Linked DNA regions of Homo sapiens: all the other regions are linked to region 4. The links are chromatin contacts, found by Hi-C or POLR2A ChIA-PET in ENCODE. All regions are on one chromosome and are shown on one strand. The core of a region is the stretch at or near the end of the contact, and the rest is flanking DNA. Distances in the headings are between cores, read along the strand shown. Region 1 overlaps NFATC2 (nuclear factor of activated T cells 2). Region 2 overlaps NFATC2 (nuclear factor of activated T cells 2). Region 3 overlaps NFATC2 (nuclear factor of activated T cells 2). Region 4 overlaps ATP9A (ATPase phospholipid transporting 9A (putative)).

Evidence for each region. Hi-C counts contacts between places; a loop is a spot of excess contacts on that map. ChIA-PET counts read pairs that join two places held with the same protein, here RNA polymerase II (POLR2A). Pooled maps may share reads with other maps.
Region 1: a pooled map shows a loop between it and region 4 (5-fold over the local background). The contact joins two enhancer-like sites. A Hi-C loop is called at or near these places in 7 of 50 pooled maps. POLR2A ChIA-PET finds 5 or more read pairs at or near these places in 3 of 52 experiments (GM12878, H1 and activated T-cell).
Region 2: a loop to region 4 is called in a pooled map, with 2.2 times the contacts of the local background. The contact joins two enhancer-like sites. A Hi-C loop is called at or near these places in 1 of 168 maps with a recorded cell type or tissue (endothelial cell of umbilical vein), 1 of 37 single-sample maps with no recorded cell type and 4 of 50 pooled maps. POLR2A ChIA-PET finds 5 or more read pairs at or near these places in 2 of 52 experiments (WTC11 and activated T-cell).
Region 3: a loop to region 4 is called in a pooled map, with 3 times the contacts of the local background. The contact joins two enhancer-like sites. A Hi-C loop is called at or near these places in 6 of 50 pooled maps. POLR2A ChIA-PET finds 5 or more read pairs at or near these places in 2 of 52 experiments (H1 and WTC11).

The regions. Positions count from the first base shown.
Region 1 is chr20:51,480,143-51,482,842 of GRCh38, forward strand. All of the region lies in intron 3 of NFATC2 (nuclear factor of activated T cells 2), which reads right to left. Among named protein-coding and RNA genes, the nearest start is that of MIR3194, 29 kb to the left of the region's middle. Within about 2 kb of position 1,314, at least 6 of the 41 ENCODE cell types and tissues checked have a DNase peak (open chromatin) inside an H3K27ac peak, as active enhancers do.
Region 2 is chr20:51,459,576-51,462,275 of GRCh38, forward strand. The region is part of intron 5 of NFATC2 (nuclear factor of activated T cells 2); the gene reads right to left. Among named protein-coding and RNA genes, the nearest start is that of MIR3194, 7.9 kb to the left of the region's middle. Within about 2 kb of position 1,441, at least 4 of the 41 ENCODE cell types and tissues checked have a DNase peak (open chromatin) inside an H3K27ac peak, as active enhancers do.
Region 3 is chr20:51,499,088-51,501,787 of GRCh38, forward strand. All of the region lies in intron 3 of NFATC2 (nuclear factor of activated T cells 2), which reads right to left. Among named protein-coding and RNA genes, the nearest start is that of NFATC2, 42 kb to the right of the region's middle. Within about 2 kb of position 1,309, at least 8 of the 41 ENCODE cell types and tissues checked have a DNase peak (open chromatin) inside an H3K27ac peak, as active enhancers do.
Region 4 is chr20:51,630,114-51,632,813 of GRCh38, forward strand. All of the region lies in intron 15 of ATP9A (ATPase phospholipid transporting 9A (putative)), which reads right to left. Among named protein-coding and RNA genes, the nearest start is that of NFATC2, 89 kb to the left of the region's middle. RefSeq lists an enhancer at 761-1,960. Within about 2 kb of position 1,383, at least 27 of the 41 ENCODE cell types and tissues checked have a DNase peak (open chromatin) inside an H3K27ac peak, as active enhancers do.

The DNA of each region.
Region 1 (2,700 bases), core at 64-2,563, 150 kb before region 4:
CCAGGTATGGTGGCACGTGCCTGTAATCCCAGCTACTCAGGAGACCAAGGCAGGAGAATCACTTGAACCCGGGGGTTGGAGGTGGCAGTGAGCCGATATTGCACCACTGCACTCCCGCCTGGGTCACAAAGCAAGACTCTGTCTCAAAAAAAATAGAATGTGCTTCCTGCCGCACAGGAGAGAGAGTGGGGCAGGAAGGAGGGAGAAAAGAAGGGGCACAGAGGGAGATGGAGGGAGAGAAACAAACAGCAACCTAAACAAACAAAAACGGTAGTTCCTTGAGAGAAAAACCTCTTTAGGAAAGCCAAGAATGGCCTCTCTGAGTTGAAGAGCAGCCTCTGGGTTGAGCTGGGCTGGCTTATACAATGTGAGCAGATAGAATCCACCTGGCACTGGTGAGGGTCCCTTCCCCGCCTCCCCGGGTAACACCAGAAAGCAGTGTGGTATAGCTGAAAGCACAAAGTTTTTCACTTTGGGTCAGACATATCTGAATTTCGATGCCAGCTCTGCTTCTTGATGGCTGTGTGACTGTGAGCAATCGCTCCACCCCTGAGTTTCCATATGCTCAGATAAAAAGGAGACATCACCCCCCACCCTGCAGGCCTCTTCTGAAAGGCGAAATAAGGTGACCTTTGTTGGGCACCAAAGCACAGCACACGGTAGGTACCCATGAAACGAGAACTTTCCTTGTCATCGGAGGATGACGCAAATCGAAACAGGGAGGTGATATTACAGAACTGAATGGAAGGGTGAAGAATGAATGTGAACAAAGTGAGAACCAACGTGAAGGCCTCCCATATGGGAAAGCCCAGGCACTAATTGCAGTCTTCTCAGTGGGCTGGCTCAACAGTTGCCGGCTTGGAGTGTCAGAGGAAAGAGGGGCCAGGTGAAGAAACCTCACCATCTTTCATGAAAGGAATACTTCCCGTCCACCCTCCATCCTCCCCTCCTACAAAAGGTACAGAATGTGCCCAGAATCCCAACTGCTCAGCTGCCTCATTCTGGAAGAGCCTTCCTCGCCAGGTCCCTGGAGGTTTGATGAGAAGAACAGATAGCCATTTACTTGCTTCTCCAAAAACTCAGTGATTTGGGTTTTGCAAATAGAACTTGATGTTTTGAGATGACATGATCTACCCTTCAGGTTCCAAACTCCCCACCATCCCCATTTTCGGGAGACCTCGGTCAGGAGGCTTTGGGGCGGCCTTTTCAGGCTTCTCCAAAGGTGAGGTCTTCTCGGTGGCCTGGACCAGCCGGATCACACTCCAGGCACAGCAGACACATTCTGCAATACAGGAGCTCCACGTCACTGGCCTCCCGAGCAAAGGAAACGCCACTTCCTGCAGCCAAGGTGAGAGCGAAAGTTTTCTGCTTCTTGTAATTTCCCAGGCAGTTGAAAAGGTTCCAGGAAGAAGCAGTGCTTCTAGTGCACACCGTGAAGGGCTGAATGCACGGGAGGGGAGTGTCTGTGGCGTCTGCGGGGGTGGGGGCCCAGGCTGCAGCTTGGTGCGACTTCCATCCACCAACCTTCCCATCAAAGGGACCCAAGAAGCCAACTGCAGGCTTGGGGGCATCATTCTATTAATAATCCACTCTGTCCCCTTGTCAACTCAGCTACTTGAAAAACCGGATCTGAGGAATGACGTGTGATTTAGACATCCCGCCACAGTTAGCTATATAAATGACGCCATCCAACCTCATCACAAGGAAAACTTTGCACCCTCCATAGGTGAAGACCTTTCTACACAGTGTATTGGGATCGCTTGCAAACATAGCTAATGTAATCTCCATAACAATGCTCAGAGAAGAGCAGTGTTATCCCATTTTTAGATGAGAACGGTGAGGCTCAACCAGGTTAACTAACTTGCTCACTATCCTACAGGTCATAAGTGATCAGGTGGCAACAGCCTCCACTGGCCCTGTTTGTTTCTTCTGTTGTATGGCTGATTCCTGATTCAGAAAAAGGCAAAATCCCCCCACCCCCAGCCCCCCAAGTCTGGCCTATGCATTTTAAGACAGGCAAATCCACCCCACCAGCTCAGCAATAAGAACCCAGAGACACACAAACATGGCCTCCACGTGTCAAAGACCCTCAGCGTCAAAGAGAAAGTTATTCAGACTCACCCCTGCCTGCCACCAAATTCAAGATCTGCCTATTTTTAGTGGCAACTTAACTGTCCTGATACAAAGATAAAAAGGCATCAATATCTGTTGATTCTTGCTGTTCCTTTTTTTTTTTGGTGTAAAGTACTAAGAGCTCACTCATTGCAGGAAAAAATAGACAAGATAAATCACAAAAAGAATACCCCTTGAAAATAAGTAAGCATTTGAGTGTACATCCTTCCAAACTTTTCTTTCATTCCAAACTGTTTTATTATTCATTTTATTTTTCCTCTTAATTGACAAATAACAATTTTATATATTTATGGGGTACAATATGTGATGCTTTAATATGTGTTTACATTGTGGAATGATTAAATCAAGCTAATTAACACATCCATCACCTCACATACTTATTGTTTGGTGGTAAAAACACTTCAGATCTACTCTTAGCACTTTTGAAATATAGACAATGATTATTTACTATAGTCACCATTCTGTACAAGAGATCACTAAAGCTTATCCCCCTAACTGAAGTTATCTACGCTTTCAGACTTTTCTTCCAGGCACACAGATCAACATATTGGCATTCGAGTTTATGTA
Region 2 (2,700 bases), core at 191-2,690, 170 kb before region 4:
CAGCAAAAATGATAAAGTTTGGCTGGGCGCAGTGGCTCAGGCCTGTAATCCCAGCACTTTGGGAGGCCGAGGCAGGTGGATCACCTGAGGTCAGAAGTTCGAGACCAGCCTGACCAATATGGTGAAACCCCATCTCTACTAAAAACTACAAAAATTGGCCGGGCCTGGTAGCATGTACCTGTAATCCCGGCTACTTGGGTGGCTGAGGTGGGAGAATCGCTTGAACCCAGGAGGCGGATGTTGCAGTGAGCCGAGATCACGCTACTACACTCCAGGCTGGGCAATAAAGCAAGACTTCATCTCAAAAAAACAAACAAAGAAACAAAACAAAACAAAAAAAAGTTCTGCAACTACAGAGTAGTGGTAGTTGCACAATATTGTGAATGTACTTCATGTACTGAATTGCATACTTGAAAATAGCTAAAATGGTAAATTTTATGTGTATTTTACCACAATAGGAGAAAATATCCTATATAAGACAAAACAGCCCATGCTTAGCACACAGTAACAACTCAAGACATGATGGTCTTTGCTATCGTTGACTTTCAAAAATGCCCCTCTTTTTCTTGCTAAGTTATTTTCACAACACTTTATTTGTTTAAACCCTTAAATCATAGCCCTACAGCAAGGAAGACACTATCACTCCCATCTAGAGAGGAGAGGACAGATGCTCAGAGCTCAGCTTCAGTGAAGGGCAGCACGTGCTCTTGGTTAAGGCTATAGTGTTGGACACCCCCCTGGTTGATCCTTGTAGGGGTTTTCACAGCTCTGAGCCTCAGTCTCCCCATCTGTAAAATGGGGCTGTTAACAGTCCCACTTCACAGGTCATTACGAGGATTAAACAAGTTCATCAAAAGCGTGTCTGGCTTAATAAACATGGGTCAGCAAGGTTAGCAACACTAAAAGCTGTAGCTTCTGAGAGGCTGTATGTGCCAGCCATAGACATTGTTGTCTTATATATTTTAGCATATATGTACCAAACATATGCATGTGTGTACACAGGTCACCTCTGTGGTCACTGCTGTTCTCGGTGAATCCTGAGCCATAACCCAGGTTTCTTCTTCTTTTTTTTTTTTTAATAGAGACTGGATGTTGCCATGTTGCCTAGGCTGATCTCAAACACCTGAGCTCAGGCGATCCGCACGCCTCGCCCTCCCAAAGTGCTGGGATCATAGGCATGAGCCACTACGCCTGGCCCAGGTTTCTTGACCCCAGTTGCCAGTGTTTCTCAAAGTGTGGCTCTCAGGTCACCTGTAGCAGAATCTTCCCCCAGCAACGCAGGGTCAGAAGGTGCTAGATAAAAATGCAGATACCCAGGCCACATCCCTCACCCTCTGTGCCCCAATCTCTCGGGCAGAGGCCAGACATTTGCATTTTAACAATCTTTCCGGGTGACTTGTCACGCACGTTTGCTTAAGAGCCAAGTTCCACACTTAAGAGGCCACCTGAGGACGGGGAACTCCTCCAGGGCAGGCCCCAGTCCTCAGAGAACCCAGAGGCAAAGCAATTAGCTTTTGAAAGAGGAACTGAAGCCAGCGCACAGCAGCCCAAATTACCCTCCTGAGCTCTACTTCTCTATTGCTCTCTGATGCAACCTCCATCACCTATGGCTGCTAATTGGGGTGACAGGTCCAGGGTGGGTGGGAGGCTCTAAGGAAGCCCAGTGGGCCTCCCAGGCTTGCACCCACCCTCCTCATCAGCCCCCCTTTCTCCCATTCATTTCTGAGACTGCAGACAATCCAAACCGCACAGCCTGCAGTTTTCCAACCAAACCAGGCACCTTGCTTTTAAAGTCATCTTTGAGGGCCTGGCTCAGGCCTGCGGGTGAAGTCTTGACCTCTGCTCCAGCTTAAGCTTCAAGGTGGCCCCTGCAAAGTGACTTCCCCAGGCTTCCCTCCTGCCCCTGGATTCTGGCACGTCATAAAGTGGCTTGGGGGGGCTCTTGTATTTTATGAGCTCTGAATCAACAGGACGCTGTTGGTTTAACCAGTTTGGGTGTTGACTTTGTCTTGCAACTGTGCCCACCTGCAGCACAGCAGCAGCCACCGCAAAGGTTCAGCGAAGAAAACTGACACCGGCACAGGGTTCCCCCACATCGCCCAAGTAGGCCTGGAAATGGGAAGTTATTGCCTGACTATCTGAAATTCGCCGTCAAGCCGGGTGGCCAAGAATTACGATCTATCCAAGAACCTCAGGAGAGACTGGTTAGAGAAATTCGCTCCTACAGAGAGGGCAGTTTCTGTTAATAACAGCGGACAGGCTGGGTGTGGTGGCTCACCCCTGTAATCCCAGCACTTTGGGAGGCCAAGGTGGGCAGATCACTTGAGGTCAGAACTTCGAGACCAGCCTGGCCAAGGTGGTGAAACCCCATCTCCACTAAAACTACAAAAAAAGTTAGCTGGGCGTGGTGGTACGTGCCTGGAATCCCAGCTACTTGGGAGGCTGAGGCAAGAGAATTGCTTGACCTGGGAGGTGGCGGTTGCAGTGAGTTGAGATTGCACCACTGCCCTCAAGCCTGGGTGACACAGCAAGACTCTGTTTCAACAATAAAAATAAATTTAAATTTAAGAAATAACAGGCCGGGCAGGGTGACTTATGCCTGTAATCCCAGCACTTTGGGAGGCTGAGGCTGGCAGATCACCTGAGGTCAGGAGTTTGAGACCAGCCTGGCCAACATGATGAAACCCCATCTCTGCTAAT
Region 3 (2,700 bases), core at 59-2,558, 130 kb before region 4:
CACGGTGAGGAGCACAAGGCTACTCTGCATCTATACTCCGGGAGGGGAGACACAGGAGGGCTCAGAATGGGGGTGGTGTAGACCAAGGTACACTCTGAACAGATCCTCTGGCAGCTGTGTGGGGAGCAGATGAATGAAGGGTGCAAGTGGAGGCAGGGAAACCAGTTAGGAGGCTGTCACCCAGACAAGAGATGATGCTAGCTTGGCCCCAGGTGACAGAGGGGAGGAGGTAAGAAATGGTTGAGCACCCTACCCCGAGCCCAGCTCCCACACAGATGCACAGAACTGTGAGGAAGGCCAACAGGCCAACTGGATGCCCATAAAAGATCACAAGGCAAAGAGAAGCAGATGAGAAAGAGAAAGAGATTCAAAATCTAAAACGCGGCCGGGCACGGTGGCTCATGCCTATAATCCCAGCATTTTCGGAAGCCAAGGTGGGTGGATCACTTGAGGCCAGGAGTTCAAGATCAGCCTGACCAACATGATGAAACCCGTCTCTACCAAAAATACAAAAATTAGCCAGGCGTGGTGGCTAATACCAGCTGCTTTGGAGGCTGAGGCAGGAGAATCGCTTGAATCCGGAGGCAGATGTTGCAGTGAGCCGAGATCGCACCACTGCACTCCAGCCTGGATGACAGAGCAAGACTCCATCTTAAAAAAAAAAAAAGAAAGAAAGAAAGAAAGAAAAAGAAATCTAAAACACTTCTGCTTCCTACCTGTAAAAGCTTTACCTCAGGCAAGTCACATTTCTCTGGGGCTCAGTTTTTTCATTTGTAAGATAGTAGAACCCAATTCATGGGGTTACAATGGTTAATGCAAGTCTTCTCTTAATGTCTGGCCTATTGTACATGCTCAATAAGTAATACTTTTCTAACCTCTGCCTTTAATGATCTGAGTCGTGGCTCTGCCAATTTAGTTGCTGTATTATCTTTATATTAAAATTTCATATAATCTCTCTGAACCTCTATTTGGCCACCTGAAAACTGATCATGACAGTACCTACCCTCAAGTACTCAGTATGAGATTGAATGAGACAACTTTAGTTTAGCAAAAGGTCTGGCACGTAGGAATCCCTCAATAAAATGATAACCAGAGCCCTCAGTAAAATGGTAGCTGAAACCCTCAGTAAAATGATACATGAATCAGACACACCAGTCATCCAACTAGATGATTTCTAAGTCTCCTTCTAGCTCAATTATCCCCAAACTCTTTAAAAAAAATTTTTAATAGAAAAAATGACAGCTTAACAGCTTCAAGTCCCTGAATGAATCAACCCTGGAGTTGCAAGTTAAGGCAACCCAAGTTGAAGAGAAGTTGGAACTCCCACCTCAAAGTGAACAAAACTAAACATAGGCACTTCTACTTGGGTGATACCTATTACTCTGAGTCATAGAATTAAGTAAGTTTAGAGGTAGGAGGGAACTTACAGAGCCCTACCCACTCGTTTTAGGGCAGAGGCTCCTACAGCTCAGTGAGAAGTATGTGGGCTGAGGTTGCACAGCGAGGCTCAGGCAGAAGAGGAAGCCAAGAATGCTCCCACCCCTCCACCCTCACCCTCACCACCCCCCCCTCCACCCCCACCCTCACCACCACCCCACTCCCACCTCCACACTCACCACCCCGCACCTCTACCCTCGCCCTCACCCTCACCAACCCCCACCACCCCCACCCTCACCACCACCCCACCTCCACCTTCACACTCACCACCCCGCACCTCTACCCCCACACTCACCACCCTCACCCCCACCCCCACCCTCACCCTCCCAGGCAGTCTGGTCAGTCAGAGGGTGAGAAGGAGGAACCAACAAAAGCTCCATCCAAAAGAAAGGAAAAGAATGGAGTGGGAAGTGTTTTAGACTAGCAGAAACACCTTTCTTGCTATCAGAGTTCAACACAAACACCTTAAGGGGCCAGGCAAGTAATGAAAATGAGCTGGCAACCAGTGCAAAGACTGAGGAACCAAGTTCCCAACCTAAAGACACTCAAACACAGATGGTTTTTCTCTCTTAAACCATTATACCACCAGGGCCACTCACTGCTGGCTTGTCTGGCACTTTCATGCAGCTTCACAGCAGACAACACTTCCTCTATACCTTTGGCAGGTATGCGTCAGAACACTGTCTTAATAAACCTGCAAATGTGAATGGCACCCTCATGATACACACAGCTGTTGTGCCATGCACAGCCTGTGCAACTGTATCCAGTGACACACAGAAGATTTCCCTGGGTTATGAGTTGGGGACCTCTATCTACATTCCATGGTCTTATAAAAGGCACTGAAATGCCACAGGGAAGCTGACATGGAAACCAAAAACCTCATTCACCATCAACACTTAACTCCTGAATCAGACTCAGCTGGCTCCAACCTCTGTACTGATGCTCAAGGTGGACACCAAGCAAGCTTCTGCCTCAGGGCTTCAGCACTGGCTGCTCCCTTTCCTACCACGCTGGCTCCCAAGATAGCAACACAGCTTATTCCCTCACTGCACTCAAAATTCCATTCAAACGGCACCCCTTCAGGAAGTTCTTCCCTAAATAGCATCCTCACCACTTCCCAGTCACTTTCCATCCCCCATTCCTGCCTTATTTTTCTTCTTATAGCTTTTTTACAACCTGACAGATTGTGGAATTACTGATTTGTTATAGGTCTCCCTCCACCAGAAGCCCACCTCCACGAGAGCTCGGGATTTTATCTATTCT
Region 4 (2,700 bases), core at 133-2,632:
CACCCTCCTACATCACACAGGACGCCCCCAACCACCACCAGGAACTCCTCCAGCCCTAAAAGTCAACAGTGCTGAGACTGAGAAGTCCTAGCTCTGAGGAATGACGGCGCAGCCACAGATCCTTCCCCCATTTTCCCCCAATGATTCGCGTCACTGGGAGGTGGGAGGCAGTAAAGATAAGCAAGAAAACTGAGCATGGCCATCAATACCTTGTGCCTAAATTTTGCTACTCCAGGAAGCCCAGAATAAATGCCCGGAAAGTCTTCATTGAATATGGAACCGTGGAGACAAAAGTGACTGCATCTCAAGCTGGGTGTGGTGGCTCACGCCTGTAGTCCCAACACTTTGGGAGGCTCAGGTAGGTAGATCACCTGAGGTCAGGAGTTCGAGACCAGCCTAGCCAACATGGTGAGACCCTGTCTCTACTAAAATTACAAAATTAGCTGGGCGTGGTGGTGCATGCCTGTAATCCCAGCTACTCAGGAGGCAAGGCTGGAGAATCACTTAAACCTGGGAGGCGGAGGTTGCAATGAGCTGAGATTGCACCATTGCTCTCCAACCTGGGCAACAAGAGCGAAACTCCATCTTAAAAAAAAAGTGACTGCATCTCAGGTGCAAATGCGCCATGCTGACTTCTGATTAGCCCAGTCCCATGAACACCCCCGATTCCTACTTAATTCACCGTCCTTCACATAAGAACATGTCAACCTTGATGTTATCGCACAAATTACAGGTGATGAAACATACAGCTTTCTTGCCTCTCCTGGAAGGTGCCCGTAATTGTCCTGCTGGGGCACGCGGACCCTTTCCCTGTGGTATAAGCCCTGGGTCTAGGGAGTAACAGTATGGACATCCACCTGTTTTCCTGCCGCCCAAAACTACACTTCTGTCTGTTCGGCTCCCCCAAAAACCACGCTTCTATCTGTAAGTTTCCCCCAATAAAACACCCTTTAACGACAAACTGGATTTGCCTGCCTTGTTCTTTGGTTTCAGGCTCCTTTGGAGGCCACTTTGTCTATGCAGCCCTTTCATGGAACAGAAATATCCAAAATCAGATTAGTGGTAGAGTTTCCTCTTTTAGAATAACTTTCAAATGCCCCTTAATCACCAACAATCTTTTAGAACAACATGCTGACTCATAAGAGCACCCCCAGGCCAAGACAGGCACCCACGTTTAAAAGCGTTCAACTGCACACTTTATCTCTGATAGACTGTGGCTATGCCTGCTCTTGACGCAGGCCAAAGAGAGCTGTGGGGTCTGCACATTAAAGAATCAGAGGTTTTATTTTTTCCTTCCCCCCGACAACCAAAGGGTGCTCAACAACATGTGGCTGTAGGAAATGATGCTCCCAGCCCAGCTTCCTCACTAAGAAAAGGGCTTGAGTGAGTTCAGAAGTTCTGTCCAATATAAATACCGCATCAACGATCCCCTCCCATGAGTCACTTCCTCCCACGGAGTTCATCACAAGTTTATTTCGTTCCCATATTATGGCAAGATTACGCCATAAATTTACAGAGATCGGCCGGCTGTGTGGCATTGTTTGGGGGCCTCATCTTTTCCCACCGTGGTCTGCATCTGGCACCTGCTCAAAGGCCTCTTTTAGTCCAGCAATGACAGCGCTACGATGATCTACAGCCACGATCCAAACCCGTGGCTCCACGTGGGAAGGGGGAGAAGGCACTGGAACATCTTGTACGCCACAAAAACAAAACAGGGACACAACCTTCCTGCAAAAAGACATCACACGAGTCCTTCTCCAACCTTGCCTGATTTCTTAAGAGACAGACATTCACACAAGGAAATGGCCTTGCTTTGTGGGTGCAAGAAGGTGCCATCTTGCACTGTGCGTGCACTCACACATGTTTAAAAAAGAGACAGGGGAGACCCAAACTGGGGCTGTCCACAGTCACTAAACCAAGTCAAGAGAATTTTTCTTTTTTTTCTTATTCTTTTTTCTTTTTCTTTATTTTTTTGAGACAGGGTCTTGCTGTGTTGCCCAGGCTAGAGCGCAATGGCACAATCACGACTCACTACAGCCTCGACCTCCTGGACTCGAGTGACCTCAACCTGGACCTCCTGACCTCAACCTTCCCAGTAGCTGGGACTACAGGTGTGCACCACCATGCCCAGCTAATTTTTTTGCTTTTAGTAGAGGTGGAGTCTGGCAATGATGCCCAGGCTGGACTGAAACTCGTTGGCTCAAGTGATCCTCCTGCCTTGGCCTCCCAAAGTATTACAGGCAGGAGCCACCGTACCAAGCCTAGGAGAAGTTTTATAACTGAACTAAAACTTCCTCACATCAGATAACTGGACAGTCATTTGCATAGAGCATTTGGGTTATATGAACACATCATAACAGGGTTTCTCAGGCCCTTCCTCAGGTGGGGGCTGTCCTGTGCATTGCAGGATGCTGAGCGGCATCCCTGCTCTCCACCTATGACATGCCAGTAGCACTCTCAGCCTCTGGTTGTGACAACCACAAATGTTGCCAGACATTCTCGAATGCCCCCAGGATGAGAACCATCACATTAGAGGAGTGTGGTGAGGTTTGTGCCAAGGGGAGAACTAGTCCAAAAGCCCCAGAGGCCCAGTTCCACCAACCCAACCAAAGATAAAGAGGTCAGAAAATGAGAAAAAAATAGCAAAATAATACTTATTTCATTAAAGACAACCTCACCAAGATGGACATTCACAGCACT